Linked DNA regions of Homo sapiens: region 1 is linked to region 2. A link is a loop called in an ENCODE intact Hi-C map of the cell type or tissue named here. Cell type or tissue: MCF 10A. All regions are shown on one strand. Region 1 overlaps FBXW7 (F-box and WD repeat domain containing 7). Region 2 overlaps FHIP1A (FHF complex subunit HOOK interacting protein 1A).

Region 1 (8,000 bases), 770 kb after region 2:
GCCTTGGGCAATGATGCTAATGCTAAATATCTTCATCACAGTTTGATGTGGTAGAGGCTCTTTTGCACTTTTAAGATCAACAGGAACCAAGCCATGGTTTAGAGTAGGTTTTCCCGGTTTTGACATTTTAAAACTCCTCTTGGTTGACGAATACTCTCTACATGTAATACAGGCACATTACTAAAAGCTCTAACCACTAAATTTTAAAAATATATATTTAATAATAGTTTTTAAAAGGCTGAGAACCCAAGGCCTGCTGCTTTTGTCTTTCAACCTTCCCCTACCAAATGTCCTGACCTGTCTGAGGCTTGGTGAAGTGCAAACTATCCTAGAATAGCCAGGAATTATAAACTACTGAAGTGAAAGCTCCTGCTCCTGCCAGTCAAACAGCTGGTGAACCTCTCATACAAAGTCAGTAATGTGAACACAACCAAAGCAGGGCTGTGCTGTAAGGTCCCTTTTAATATTTCTCCAACTAACTAATCTAAGAGTGTTTCCTAGAAAGTGAAAGTAAATTTTTACTTACAAAAATAAAATAAAAAAAACAAACATTGTATCTTGAGTATCTATTAAGTCTTCCTTATCCAAATGTCAGCATTAATATTTTAGGAATGTTTTGAATTCTGTTACAAATTTTGTTTTGAATTTTTTGAACTGTGTTTACGTATGGTTTAAAAAAAACACACACACATATGTATGTTTGTTCTACCTTAGATATATTATAATGAGCACTATTTTCAAGTGTGTGCTCTCTTTCCCTTTTCCATACACACCATTCTTTATCTCATACTCACTAGACATTAAATACTGTATACTCTGGTTCTCTAATAGCTATTAATACACACTTCAGATTAATCTTTGTACCAGAGTTTTCAATTGTCAATCTTTAATTCTGAAAAACTTATTGATTATACTTGAAAGCATAACAGTCACCCAACTGATTAAAGACATGTAAAAAGTGTATTTATTTATAAAGTAATCTATGATGGGAAGTAATTATAGTAAAATGGGAGAGTAACTAGCCAGTCCATTGCAAATCCCTAGTGCCTAATTTCTCCTTCACAGTATGGTCAGATAAATCTTCCTAAAACACAGAGAGGGAATGCAGTGTGCCGTTTACTCCTCAAGAACCTTCAATGGTTCTCCACGGCCTAAGATAAAGTCTGGAGATGAAGACTCTCTTCAAAGTGGCCCCAAACTAAACTTTCCAGCATTATCTCAAATATTTCCCTAAATTAACCATTTGTGCAAGTGTTAATTAATCTTTATACTATAATCCATATTCCTAACAGATAGTAGATAATGATTGTGAACTATCCATTCACAGTGCTCAATCAACTATTCTCTCTTTCCATTCTATTTTCTTCTTCCAACAGCCAGTCAGCTCCACTTATCTCTCCTTCCAACTTTTAACTTCCAAGCTTTTATGGAGTTTTATAGCAGGAATTTTGACGGAGACAAGAAAGGATTTGAAAGGAGAAAGTTAGAAATGGGTGATTTCTTTTTGACTTTGGAAAGATTAGCATTGCTAAATATTAAAGTGGGCTGCTGGGAAGGCAATCTATGCACAAGAAATAGTCCCATTCCTATTAGTAGACCTTTCTCTTATACCACAATTTAAAATGTAGTTAAAAATGCAAAATCACTGGCAGCAATGCTACACAAAAACAGATTTCTCCAAAGATATGTAAATGGTCAATAGGCACATGAAAAGATGCTCAACATCACTAATTAGGGAAATGCAAATCAAAGCCACAATGCGCTACCACTTCACATCCATTAGGATGGTTTTAAAACAAAACAAAACAGTAAACAACAAGCATGGGCTAGGATGTGGGGAAATCAGAACCCTTGTGCATCCTTGGCGGCAATGTGAAATGAATGAATGTAGCTGCTGTAGAAAATAGTATGGCAGTTCCTCAACAATTTAAACATAAAATCAGCACATGATCCAGCATTTCCACTTCTGAGTATATACCTTAAATAATTAAAAGCAGAGACTTGAACAGATACCTGTATACACATGCTTATAGCAGCCTTATTAACAATAGCCAAAAGGTAGAAGCAACTCAAGTCTCAATGAATGAATGAATAAACAAAATGTGACATATACAAACAAGGGAACATTATTCAGCTCTGAAAAAGAAGGAAATTCTGACATATGCTACAACATGCATGAACCTTGAAGATACTATACTAAGTAAAATAAGTCAGTCAAAAAAGGATAGTGTATGATCCACTTATATAAGGTACTTGGAATACTTAAATTTGCATAGATAGAAAACAGAATCATGGTTGTCTGAGACAGGGAGAGGGGGAAATGAGAGTTAGTGTTTAGTTGGCACAGAGTTTCAGTAGGAGAAAATGAAAATATTCTGAAGATGGATAGTGGTAATGGTTGTATAACAATGTAAATATATTTAGTGCCACTGAATTGTATACTTAAACATGGTTAAAATATTAAATTTCATGTTATGGATATTTAACCATAAATTTTAAATGTTTTTAAACAAAAAAGTAAATGATTGAAAATGGAATAATCATCACCAAAAAAACCTCGAGAGATCTAAGGTTAGGAGAGAGAAGAGATAATATGAGAGTGTTGGAAACCTATAAACTGGTAGTAGAAAAAAAGTGAGAATGATATCCAAGATACCATGTCTACAGCCCTATGAGACAACTTACTATCCTGCAGAATGAATACTAGGTTCATGCTAGTCTTAGCATCTCCTCAGATGTTCACTTTATTTTCCAACATAAGACTAATTGTTTTGTTTGTGAAACATATGTCATATTTTGTCCTTCTCTCATTAGACAATCCCTTTTGCTAAAGTAGGTCCCATGGAATATCCTTATCTCAGTTACTAACACTACCTGTTAATATTACAACAGTTTTCTGCAGTCTGAGATTATTTTCAAAAAAATTCTGTCTCAGTGATACCTTTGAAATCAATTGGATAATTAACCCCCCTGAATTTCTTTTCCTGAACTACATAGAAGATACAATTTTAACAATGTGATACTCCAATGCAGAAAAATTAGAAGAGGGTAATATATTCTACGAGTTTAACATGTTCATTTGGCATTTAGAAAAATGAATCAAAGACCTAGTTAGCCATCAGTGGTTATTCCACTGGTTAATAAAGATAATGTATTCAATATTATAAATTTTCACTTTTACATTTAAAAGCCCTCAAAGAACTCTAAAGTCACATGTATTTACATGCAGACATTTTAAAGATAAGAAAATCCCTGATCTCAATGAGTCTGATCCTAACGGGGGGAAAAAAGATTTAGAATTGAAAAGAACTTGGATTGGGAAAATTAAAACTAAAATCAACAGTTTCTAGTTTCTAAGAGACCAAAAGTTACTATGAAGTAAAGCTAGGCTTTTCATTTTCATGAAATAATTTACAATGACAACAGAAACAAAACATAAGTGAACACAATTAAGGCTGTTTGTACCTCAAATGTGGAGTTTTTTAGTGGATACCAAGTTTTGGTAAGCACAAGGGGGTAACATTCTAATTCAATTATTATTTTTTTAAATCAGTAAATAGCTGCCCTCAACTGGATAATACAGGGCATTGCAACTGTGGCAAACCAAACGCTGTAACAGAATCCTGTGTTTGTCATAATATATTTTTGGAAAAAGAAGACATTATCAATGATTGGGCAAAGTGAGTACTAATTTCCAAATATATATACTACAAGTTTCATTTTTTTGGGAGGATTCAAGTAACAGTATTTCTAATGCGATATTCCCAATCAACACGAAACACTAAAAAAACAAACCTTCAAATATAGACAAAAACCCTAATAAATGAGGGAAATCATAGACAAGGTATATAAGAACCCCAACTGTTAATACTTCAAAATGTAGCTAATTCCATGTGTTCAAGAAAAGATAAAGTCTGAGTCTCAATTCTACTCTTAAAAACATTAAAGATACTCTTTAATTACTACCCAAATTGAGACTCTTAAAAACAGACAAGCTCTTTTAAAGATGATACCACAAATAATAAGGCAGTGCAATATGATAGGTAGGAACATGGACTCCAGAACCAAACTAACTTAGTCCAAATCCTGGCTTTACCAGGTATGACCTTAATTTAATTCGTGTCTCAAGTTCACCTAGGCAGTACTCATAGGACTGTTGTGAGGATTAAAAATTAGTTGATATAAGTATACAGAGTAACGCCTCACATCTAGTAAGTGTTCGATAGTGTTAATTAAACTGTCATTATGATTACTACTACTATTAATGGAATCAAAAATCACATAGAGCTTTGTAGATTACATTTCCAATTTTAAAATCACCAGGAAATAAAGCAGATTCTAAAATCCATCTATAATAACTTTGGAAAAGAATATTTTAAAACATATTATTTGTAAGTTTCAGAAAGACTTCTATAATTCTGTCAAAATTTTTGCCAAAATATGAAGCTGTAGTATCTTAGCCATAGTGTCTTGGCATTTTAAGATTCCAGATACCACTGATCATCCAAGATGGGCTAAACATTAGGGAACTTGTAGTAAAGAAAAGGTCTTTATATAAGGTAACTTATTTTGCCCACTTATCACTCCCTGATTTTCTTTCTTCTAAAAATTTGCATCCGTAAAAACAATTATATATAAATGTGACATGTAATAAAATATCACCAATACGGTATCTGTAAAATGCATTACAAGTCCAAGCACTCCAATTCTCTTGTAACAACAATAAAAATACCATCACAGCAATTTACTCTGGATTTCCATCTTTTCTTTCATTCAGTATTATACAAAAGGCTAGAAATTTAACTGCTCCTGACCAAAGCCACAGCATATGAGCAGCACAAAGATTTTCCATTTTTCATAAATTATTCCTGAATCAGCTAAAACAAATCACTCAGAAGATGTAAATCTCCCTGCAAATTCAAATTGACTTTATACCAAGAGTTTTCAAAGTCTTACCTCAAAAACTTTCACAGGAATAATATCAACGTATGTTATTTGAATTCAGTATTATTCACTGCTTCTGTGAATTCAGGCAACAAGTGACTTACTCTGTTGTAGAAACAGAAAGTCCCACATGCTAAAAAGTATACCATTACTGAAGTGCAATAAATCAGAATCAAAATCCTTCTGATCAGATAATATGGTATTATCAAGCATACTCACTTATTTCACAGATACAGAGTAAAGCAGATTATTTTATCTACCAAATCAGTTTTTAGTCTTCCTAACATCATAGATATCAGAGTATTAAAGTATTTCCCTACCAAGCAATTCACAAATGAACGCAATTCATGGTTGAAGACGGAACAATTTAAACACAGAGGAAAACAATCATAAATCAATAAATTAAACCCTCTGCTTAATGATAAATTATCAAGCTTGTATTAGCAAAAACTGTAAAAAAAAAAAAAAAAACATCCAGCAAGCAACATATTACTTTAAATGCAGAAACATAAATACAATTAGATTGGGCATCAAAGAAAAAAAACATGGCATACCTTTTTTTTTTTTTTTTTTGAGACTGAGTCTTGCTCTGTTGCCTAGGCTGGAGTGCAGTGGTGTAATGTCGGCTCACTGCAACCTCCGCCTCCCAGGTTCAAGCAATTCTCCTGCCTCAGTCTCCTGAGCAGCTGGGATTACAGGTGCCCACCACCACGCCCAGCTAATTTTTGTTATTTTTAGTAGAGACAGGGTTTTACTATGTTGGCCAGGCTGGTCTCGAACTCCTGACCTTGTGATCCGCCCACCTCGGCCTCCCAAAGTGCTGGGATTACAGGCGTGAGCCACAGCGCCTGGTCAGGATATCTTTTAAAGTTTTAGTATTTTTTTTTTAAGCTTTAGTATTCACAAAAGGTATGTCAAATAAATTAAAATGTTTTTATAAGATTAAAATCACATTTAAAATGATTACTAAAAATGTTCTAAAAGATATTTATTTACATGCTCAAAGTGCTCACTCAGATTACAACTTCCAATTATAATGTATTTGAGACATTACATGTATGTAAACATTCAATGGACAACATACTGCACTTCCCTGCTAATTTTCTTCATTTGGGCAACAAGGGCGGCCCCTAACTAAGAGAAATATGCTTGGGTTCTGAAGCAGCACATACAACATACACAAGTGTTATAAAAATGTGACCTGATAATTGGACATTTGCAAAATAAAAGCATTGCATGTACATGCCTATATGCACAGATAGGTAGCATTCTCAAAATAAAAATGCCAGAATACTAGATTATATAAGGTATTGTAACTGCTCTGATTTATGGAATCAACATCTCAATGTTAGACATTTAAGCTGTTTTATATTCCAGTTATTTCCAAAAATTTTGCTGAAAATACATTATAAATTAAAAAGTAAAACACAGAAAACCAACCAAAACAAGTGCTAATAAATTATAAGTTGACAGATGACAAAACCATCCCATGGTACACCAGAAACTCCAAGATTCAGGAACCTTAACTATTTAATGTCTTGCAGTACAATTACCTGGAGTTTATACTTCAGATTTCTACAAAGAGGAGGCTAAATATTTAATAGATATAGACTATCTGACTTCTCTTCAGATGATTGAGATTAAGTCCCTTGCAGGTTTAAGAGTACATTACATCTCTAAATCAACAGAATGAAAAGACAACCTACAGAATGGGAGAAAATATTTGCAAACTATGCTTCTAACAGGGGGCTGATATGCAGAATTGACAGGCAACTCAACAACAAAAACCAAATTAACTTCATTAAAAAGTGGGAAAAGAACATGAATAAATACTTCTCAAAAGAAGACATACATATTTTTTCATGCCTACAAGCATGAAAAAATGTTCAACATCATTATCAAAGAAATGCAAAGTAAAACCACAATGAGATCTCATCTCACACCATTCAGAATGGCTATTATTAAAAAGACAAAAAATAATAGATGTTGGCGAGGATGTGGAGAAAAAGAAATGCTTATACGGTGTTGGTGGGAATGCAAATTAGTACAATCTCTATGGAAAACATTATGGAGATTTCTCAGAGAACTAATAATAGAACTATCATTTGATCCAGCAATCCCACTACTGGGCATCTACCCAAAAGAAAAGAAATCATTATTTTAAAGATGCCCAAGAATTTAGTTGGTGATTATAATAGTTATAACTTTAAGTCAACTATGATAACTAACCCACATATATATATGTTTACACACACACACAAATGGAATACTATTCAGCTATAAAAAAGAATGAAATGTCTTTTGCAGCAACATGGATGGAATTGGAGGTGATTCTTCAGTGAAACAACACAGAAACAGAAAGTCAAATACCACGTTTCACTTACAAGTGAAAGCTAAGTAAAGTGTACACATGAACATGGAGTGTGTAGTAATAGATATTAAGAGACTCAGAAGGGTGACATGCAGGGAGGATGCTGAGAGATGAGAAATCACTTAACGGGTACAATGTATACTATTTGGGTGACAGGTACACTAAAGGCCCAAATTTCACCACTATGTAATATATCCATGTAAAAAAAACTAGAGTACCCCTTAAATTTATACCAAAAAAAAGCATATTACAGCTCTAATAATATTACATATATGGCCTTCTTGTAAGAAGGTTCAATTTGGTGAGCTTTCCTTTATTATAGTTTAGTGAACAATATAGCTAGTTTATAAAATATATCCAAATAAAATGCATTGTTTCAATTCTTTTGTGTCTGCCTTCTTTTACAAAAGGCATGTATGCCTGTGCTCTAAATGTTTTTGTATAGTAATAAGAAAACATTTTTATTGGAAAGAAGCTACAGGCATAATGATTTTTAAAAAAATTTTTAAAAGATGAAATTCAAGAAAAATAACCTCAGGATTTTTCTGATTCCATATTATACTATAATAATATGTGTGTGTGTTTATATATTTTTTTCCTCTCCTACCTACTGTAGTGGTCTAAACACTAGCATATAGAGTATATTTGACTTTTTTTTTTTAATGAGTAAACTTTGGATTTTATT
Region 2 (8,000 bases):
TTTTTTCGAATGGAAATGTTATCAGCTTGGGATTGCAATACTGGCCACTCAGTGATGTCATGTATATCACAGAATACTATAAGATACCACTGTTCTACCTCTGACCCAGTCCTGCCAAATGCCTTGGTGCTATGGGCAGGAGGGAAAAGAGTGCTCCTTATAATTTGAAGTTACATAATAAAGATGTGATGGGAAGATTTTCTTCAGCTGAGTATAACCATTATTACTTTTTTTCACTTCCCATTTTCTAGGTTATTAAGTGGAAAGATGATGTACCCAGACATTTAGATCTATATACAAATATGCTTTCTCTTCATCCACATGTAGAAAAACCTACAAGAATCCATTATTTATCCCAGAGCTATACTGTGGACCAACTGTAGAACATAAAGAAATGACAAATGTTTATGGTGGAAAGCCTCTGAGAATGTGGAAATATAATAGAAGCAATTGGAACATTTGCTTCTTTTTTTTTAAAGAATATCTGTAATTACTATCTGAAGTCTTGTGCTGAGTTTCCAGTGTAGTTAAGCACTGTGTCTTTGAATGTTTTGTAGACAAGGAGGCTCCCTGTAAGGCACGTGGCATGTGTTCAGCTGATACCTGGGCATATTGTTATGTGACTGGAAGACCAGATCTTTCCTCTCATTTTGCATAATCACACAACAAGTAGTGAACTAATTGGCCGTAGGATCTATATCACCTTGGCCTACAGCCAACTTCATAGTATCTTGAGGCACCCCATCACTTTAATGCTGTATCTAATGCTGTGCCAAAAAAAAACAAAAAACCCCAAAAAACTAAAATAAATAAAAATGCTGTCTTAAGTAAGTAAACTTAAAATAGAGAGCAAAGAGGAAGGCACATTTATTCATTGACATGAACCTAGATGTAGTGGTATCTAGTGAGTAAGTTTTTTGTGAAGGATTTAATATGATGTGGATTTTAGAGTCAGACTACCAGGATTGGTTTCCCAGCTCTGCCACTTGCTAGCTCTGTGCCTTTGGTAGAGCACTTAATCTTTCTGAGCCATGTTCTTCATTTGTAAAATAGGGGCAATAATAATAATGCTTTACCTTATAGGACTGGTGAAGAGTAAATGAGTTGATACTTTAAAATGGTGCCTGGAACAATGTGTATGAGTTAACTCTTATTACTGTTTTTGTTTTTATTGTTACATACTTGTTGGGAAAATAATAGATTTAGATGACTAAACAGCTCTTTTGTTCCCACTCCATGCCACCCCATAATGCCACCATCTAGTGGATCTAAGAAGAGGCTCTGTGTATATCATCTTTCCACTGTAATTTATCAAATTTGGCATATTGCCAGGAGGAAACAGGTAGAGAATTGTAGAAATCAGGTTTATTAGGAGAAATAACTCAGAGGTGTAGACTTGGTAGAACCCAACCATTTGAATCTTTTCCTAGGCTAATCCCAAAGCTCCTTCTACCTCCTTCTCTGTAGACTCACTTCTCCAGCTATTCTGGGCCATTTGCTATACCCTGAGTGTGATTCCAGCCTTCTAGTTAAATGCCCATGCTTATGCCTTTCTTCCACTTGAGATGCCAACTATATTTAGCATCTATTCCAACTACATTTATCCAAATCTTCTCATCCTCCAATGTCCAGACTGCATGCCACCTCCCAGATTCTTCCTGATCAGTGCAGGCATAGACAATAACTCTTCACTTCTCTAGAGTTTGCTGGCATCACCCAAGTGGGACTTGAAGATTACCTGGTATGATCATTATAGATTTGTTATGTTGTACCTCTCATACCAGGTGGTAAACACCATGAGAGTAGGGAACCATACACATTTCTTTATTCATTTGTTCATTGAACAAATGTTATAATATATAGCAGAATTTATAGTACATTGCCAAGTATGTAATAGGTATTATGACATCTCTTGAATAAATGAACATGTGAATGTAGATATGGTAACTAGGTAGGAGCCTGTGTGTGTGTATGTATGTGTGTGTGTGTGTATGTAGCTATGAGAGAGAAAACTAATGAGAACTGTAGTGGTCAGGTTAGGTTGATGAACTGATGTTTAGCTAGCATTGTGAGGTGGCATGGAGTGGGAGAAAAATGAGGCACTTGCACAGGGGTGGGTGGTGGTGTTTAGGATTGGCTAGAGATGGCTGTTGCTTGGTACCCAGTAGGTGCTCTATGTTAGTAACTCTTAAATGTCGTGGAAGTCCAAAAGAGAACCAGAGTTGAGACAGATACTGCTGGAGAAATTTAAAGGAAGATATAGATATTTTATGAAAAATGAACCAAAAAATATTTCTGAAGAATGAATGATGGCTCCAAGAATGATGTTTGAAATGTGCTCTCTATATGTAGAAATGAAATTGTATAAGGGCGTCAAACTTTTCTGTACTGTTTTTCATTTGAGTTGCTTATGAGATATCGAGGTAAAATAATTGGCAATATATCATTGCTATGGTTATTTATCAAGACATCAAACTTTCTGACTAAGCATGTGTAATATTTATATTTATGTTAAATGCTTTAATACAACTAGTAGATTTTAACCATCTAGTTTTTTTCTTTGAAGATAGCATTCTGTTTGTCTGAAATTAGAATCCATTTCAGTTTCATGGAGGAGCAAAGGTGAGGCACTCATCTGTCTCTATGTCCTTTTTGCCTGACACAGTGTTAGCCCAATGCTTGGCACCAGTAGGTGTTCTATGTATAAGTGTTTTTCAGTAAATGAATTAATAATATATCAGTTTTTCTCTAAATGAATTAATAACATCTCAGTTTTAAAAACTTCACAGATTAGATGGATTGATTTCATGAAACATTTCCTTTGTGTTTAAGATTCTTGCCAAATCTAAGTGGAGAGATTAAATTGGAGATAGAAAAATGATTATGTACATTTGTAGAACTTTAGTACTAGACATAATTCCAGAGATTATCTAGTTCCAGTTCCTCATTTTTCAGACAAAGGCATTGAGGACCAGAGAGGTTAAGTGACTTGCTTATGCTCACATCATGTCAAGCTTGGACCTAACCCAGATCTCCAGATCTCCAGGCTTCAGTATCATCTCTTTCCATTAGGCACCTTGGAAGTAAATCTTAGTTTCATTATTCCTTTCATGGCCTAGGTTTAACTCCTGAGCTCCCAAAGAAGAATTTAGGAAAATTTTTATTGTGTTTTTGTTAATTGCAAAGTAGAAAGATTTCTGAGACAGCAACTCCCCTTCCTCTCAAGGATCCTGTGCAATGCATGGGCTGCTTGGGGGTACCCATATGTTTTTGTTTTTGTTTTTGTTTTGAGATGGAGTCTCGCTCCGTTGCTCAGGCTGGATTGCAGTGGCACAATCTCTGCTCACTGCAACCTCCGCCTTCCGGCTTCATGCAATTCTCCTGCCTCAGCCTCCCAAGTAGCTGAGATTACAAGTGTGCACCACTACGCCTGGCTAACTTTTTGTGTTTTTAGTAGAAATGAGGTTTCACCTTGTTGACCAGGCTGGTCTCAAACTCCTCACCTCAAATGATATGCCCATCTCGGCCTCCCAAAGTGTTGGGATTACAGGCGTGAGCCACCGCACTCAGTCTCCCATATTAATTTTTAAATGTCCTTTCCTCCTGTTAAGTCTGCTGGAAAAAGAGAGCTTGTGCCATCTAGTGGATCTAAGAAGAGGCTCTCAGGCTTAAATTTTGGGTGGCCTTACTTTAAAAAGAAGAAAGGAACAATATTTTTATTTAATGAATCTGCACATTCTCACATGGAATCCTTTTTATCATGAGAGTGGCAGTAGCAGCACAGAATGAAGTTAGGGTCACTTTGTATTTCATAGTGCTAGAGACGCGACACCTTACTGACCGTGCTTCTTTTTAGTGGTGGAAGGCAGGTCACAAAGTGGGTAACTGGATTTAACTGATTTAACTGGATCAGGAAAGGCATGAGCATGGGTATTTTTAGGTAACTCTCCAGGTGATTCTAACATAGAACCAGGGCTGAGAACCACTGCTGTATTACAATCTTGGTTTTTCAACCAGTGCTTGGATTCTTGTACTCGTTAATTTAAAACACTGGCTCTTCTGTAATGGGTCTTTCCATCCTAGTTGGGAATTAGTCAAATCCTATTATTCCTGGGAAACCCGCTAGTGCTCATTTGGACAATTAACTTATTCAAGAATGTACAGCATTCTACTATCCAATGGATAATGAAGTTTTAGAAGCTTTCAAATTACTCCTTTGTTTTCCTTCAATGGAGATTTTAAATCTTTTTACATGCTCTGGAAAATATTTATCTCATGTGGCAGGTGGTAGAAGACAATATCTGTCAAGCGGGATAACTTGATGACTGAATGGGCAGTGCAGGCCGAGGGCTGTCATCACTGACATTGCCCTGTGATCTGAAATGCCCGTTAACCTCCTGGGCTTGAATTTTCTTTGAAGAGTGTGATTGGTCATCTTTATATTTACAGAGTACTGCTCAGCAAAAAACTAGGTTACAAAAAAAAGCTTTTGTTACTCCATCAGTGAAATATCTTAAGTGGCACCTTAGCACCTGTGTAGTGTAGTTGTACTTGATGGTCATAATGACCAGGAGGCTTTGTGATGGTGGTCCACAGCCTGGTGCACATCAGAAGCAACAAGGGATGCCTGGCACTAGACCTGGAGATAATTATTTAACTGGATCAGGATAGGGCATGAGCATGGGTATTTTTAACTAACTCCCCAGGTGATTCTAACATGGAACTTGGGTTGAGAACCACTGCCACAAGATATTCTTAAAAATGTTTTGCAGGCTGGATGCGGTGGCTCATGCTTGTAATCCCAGCACTTTGGGAGGCTGAGGTGGGTGGATCACCTGAGGTCAGGAGTTTGAGACCAGCCTGGCTAATATGGTGAAACCCTGTCCCTACTAAAAATACAAAACTTAGCTGGGTGTGGTGGCGCACGCCTGTAGTCTGAGCTACTCGGGAGGATGAGGCACGAGAATCACTTGAACGTAGGAGGTGGAGGTTGCCGTGAGCTGAGATTGTGCCATTGCACTCTAGCCTGGGTGACAGAGCAAGACTCCATCTCAAAAAAAAAAAAAAAGTTTTATAAGGCCAGGCATGCTGGCTCATGCCTCTAATCCCAGCACTTTGGGAGGCCGAGGCAGGAGGATTGCTTGAGCCAAGGAGTTTAAGACCATCCTGGGCAACATGATGAAACCCTGTCTCTACAAAAGATACAAAAATCACCCAGGTGTGGTGGCATGCACCTGTAGTCCCAGCTACTCGGGAGGCTGACGTGAGAGATTTGCTTGACCCTGGGACCTCGAGGCTACAGTAAGCGGTGATCACGCCACTGTACTCCAGTCTGAGCCACGGTGTGAGACTCTGTCTCAAAAAAAAAAAAAAAAAAGTTTTGTGAACCTTGAATTTCAAATCAAGTTTGGCAGTCTGGTGTATATTTTCTGGCTTTTAAATTATTTGAATATTGGAGATCCATATTTGATAACCAGTATTCTCCTGGGGCCCAGGGAGCAGGAATTGCACTGTTTTGTGATTAGAGTAATGAAGTTATTATTGTGTCTAAATGACTCCATTTTTACATCTCTCAGAGGTGCTGGTGGAGTCAGTCCCTGTATATGACCCAGGTTTGAGGAATGTGAGTACTTTCAGGGATTGCCAGGAGCGGTAAGGGCCAGAAGTTAATGCTTCTCTGAGTGGCAGCTTAATGTATTGTCATAATTGTACGCATCTGAGAGCATTGATTCTATATTGTTGGCCCTTGTCCCAGTGACAGTAGGAAAGTGGGAGTCTTTCACATAAAGCTTTTTTCCCCCTCTTATCATTTTAATAATGAATTTCACCTCTTTCTGTGGTTTCCAGGAGTAGGGTGCTCTGTGAGTTCTCTGCAGAAGCTGTTTTCTGCAGTAAAGTCCTGATCTGTCACTGGGAACAGCTTTCTTCTGACAAATGTAGCTGAATTGGTTGGCAGAAGGATGGCAGGGAGGTAAAAGGGCAGGGAGTGGTTATAAATCCTCTAAAACGCCATCAATTGAACTCTTACAATGGGAGACAGTGTCTTTGACGACGTGTTCCAAATGGTTGATACAGATATTCAATTTCAAAGGATTTCTGCTGTGTTTTCAGAGGGCAGGGGACAAAAATGCCAGGAAATTGTTAGAATTCTTGTAAAAACCATGAAATTTATTATCAGGTAGACTTAGGTTTGTGTCTGGCTTCTGCCACTTACTGTGTGCTTCTAGGGCAAAAGTTTGAGCCTCACTTTTCTTAGCTGTAAGATGAGAATCCTAATACCTACCTACCATTTTACTCTATCAAGGTGAATTAATTTGTATAATACATGTAAAACATCTAATACAATATTTGGCACAGAGCTGGTACTTCATAAATGGTAGCTATTTCTGGAACTACTATTAATAGTGGTAGTAATTGATGATAATGGCCTGTATGTCCACTTAGCCTTTGGTGGGGATGGCAAGGGGGTGTTGACAGAGGCTCATCTGGGAAGGGTATACTCAGAATTTTCATCCTCACATAGTCAACCTGTTATAATTTAGAGTCTCATCACATATTAATCCTTTAAAATGCAGTCACTCTCTAGAATAGTTCATTTCACTGATTACTCATTTTGTGTACATCCTGCTGTTTAACTCAGAGGGCTTACAATACAGATTTTTTATGTAAACAGTGTGGACAGGGGGTTAGTAGAGGAGAGGGGAAAATATAATTTGGGGATTACTTTGGCCATAAGTCACACCTGGTGTCATGGTTTGGTGTGGAGTTTGGACACCCAGAAAAGGAAAGTTTAGATTATTGGGAAGTTGGGAAGAGGAGATGCCAGAATGGGTGACAGGAGGGTGGTAGGGACCCAACTACAATTTAGAATTTCCTGTGCAGGGTTCTCTGTTAGGATTGCCCGTGTGTTGCCATGAGTTTGTCTTGGTGTCCCTTCTGTCATTTGCCATCAGTTGGCAGTGTCTAGAATACAGTTCCATTTCATTGAAGCACTCAGTCTAGAGTATAAAGCATTTATGTGAATCAGTGGAAACTGAATTTGTACGGCTGAGGATCTGTACTGCAGTTTCAGAAAAGTCAGTATAGTTTAATTGAGGTATAAAGGGCTCTCCTCCCCATCTGAGTTGTGACAAGTTGAGAAATACAAAAAATGAGGCAGATGGAAGATCAAAACACCATCTTTATTACCAGTAAAACTGTTGCCAGAGAATAGGGTTTACTCCTGTGGGCAAACATTCCCAATATTTAACCCTAGAATTAGACAGACACTCACCCAGACACATTATAGAACCTGTGGTGGGGAAGAGCAGAGACAAATATATCTTTCTTTCTTTCTTTTTTTTTTTTTTTTTTTTTTGAGACGGAGTCTCACTCTGTCACCCAGGCTGGAGTGCAGTGGTGCGATCTCGGCTCACTGCAAGCTCCGCCTCCCGGGTTCACGCCATTCTCCTGCCTCAACCTTCCGAGTACCTGGAACTACAGGTGCCCGCCACCACACCTGGCTAATTTTTTTTGTATTTTTAGTGGAGGCGGGGTTTCACCGTGTTAGCCAGGATGGTCTCAATCTCCTGACCTCATGATCCACCCACCTCAGCCTCCCAAAGTGCTGGGATTACAGGCATGAGCCACCACGCCTGGCCAGTACTTTCTTTTTTTGAGACAGAGTCTCACTCTGTTGCCCAGGCTGGAGTGCAGTGGCACAATATTGGCTCACTGCAACCTCCATCTCCTGGGTTCCAGTGATCATTCTGCTTCAGCCTCCCTAGTAGCTGGAACTATAGACACGGGCCACCACACCCAGCTAATTTTTGTATTTTTAGTAGGGATGGAGTTTCACCATGTAGGCCAGGCTAGCCTTGAACTCCTGACCTCAAGTACTCTGCCCGCCTCAGCCTCCCAAAGTGCTGTGATTACAGGTGTAAGCCTCTGTGCCCTCCCCTGAATATGTACTTTCTGCTAGAAGCCTGGCTCCCAGGAGAAGAGAGGAAGGGACAGGCTCA

The links. Peaks named below come from ENCODE experiments on the same cell type or tissue, not always from the same donor. Only the 100,000 strongest peaks of a DNase experiment are listed, where the experiment ranks them.
Region 1: a loop joins it to region 2, with 5 times the contacts of the local background. A loop is called at or near these places in 2 of 110 quality-filtered maps.

What each region holds. Positions count from the first base shown.
Region 1 is chr4:152,382,210-152,390,209 of GRCh38, forward strand. All of the region lies in intron 4 of FBXW7 (F-box and WD repeat domain containing 7), which reads right to left. Among named protein-coding and RNA genes, the nearest start is that of FBXW7-AS1, 49 kb to the left of the region's middle. In MCF 10A, a CTCF peak has its summit at 3,560; no DNase peak of the experiment used is centred here.
Region 2 is chr4:151,609,110-151,617,109 of GRCh38, forward strand. The region is part of intron 7 of FHIP1A (FHF complex subunit HOOK interacting protein 1A); the gene reads left to right. Among named protein-coding and RNA genes, the nearest start is that of GATB, 150 kb to the right of the region's middle. In MCF 10A, a CTCF peak has its summit at 3,704; no DNase peak of the experiment used is centred here.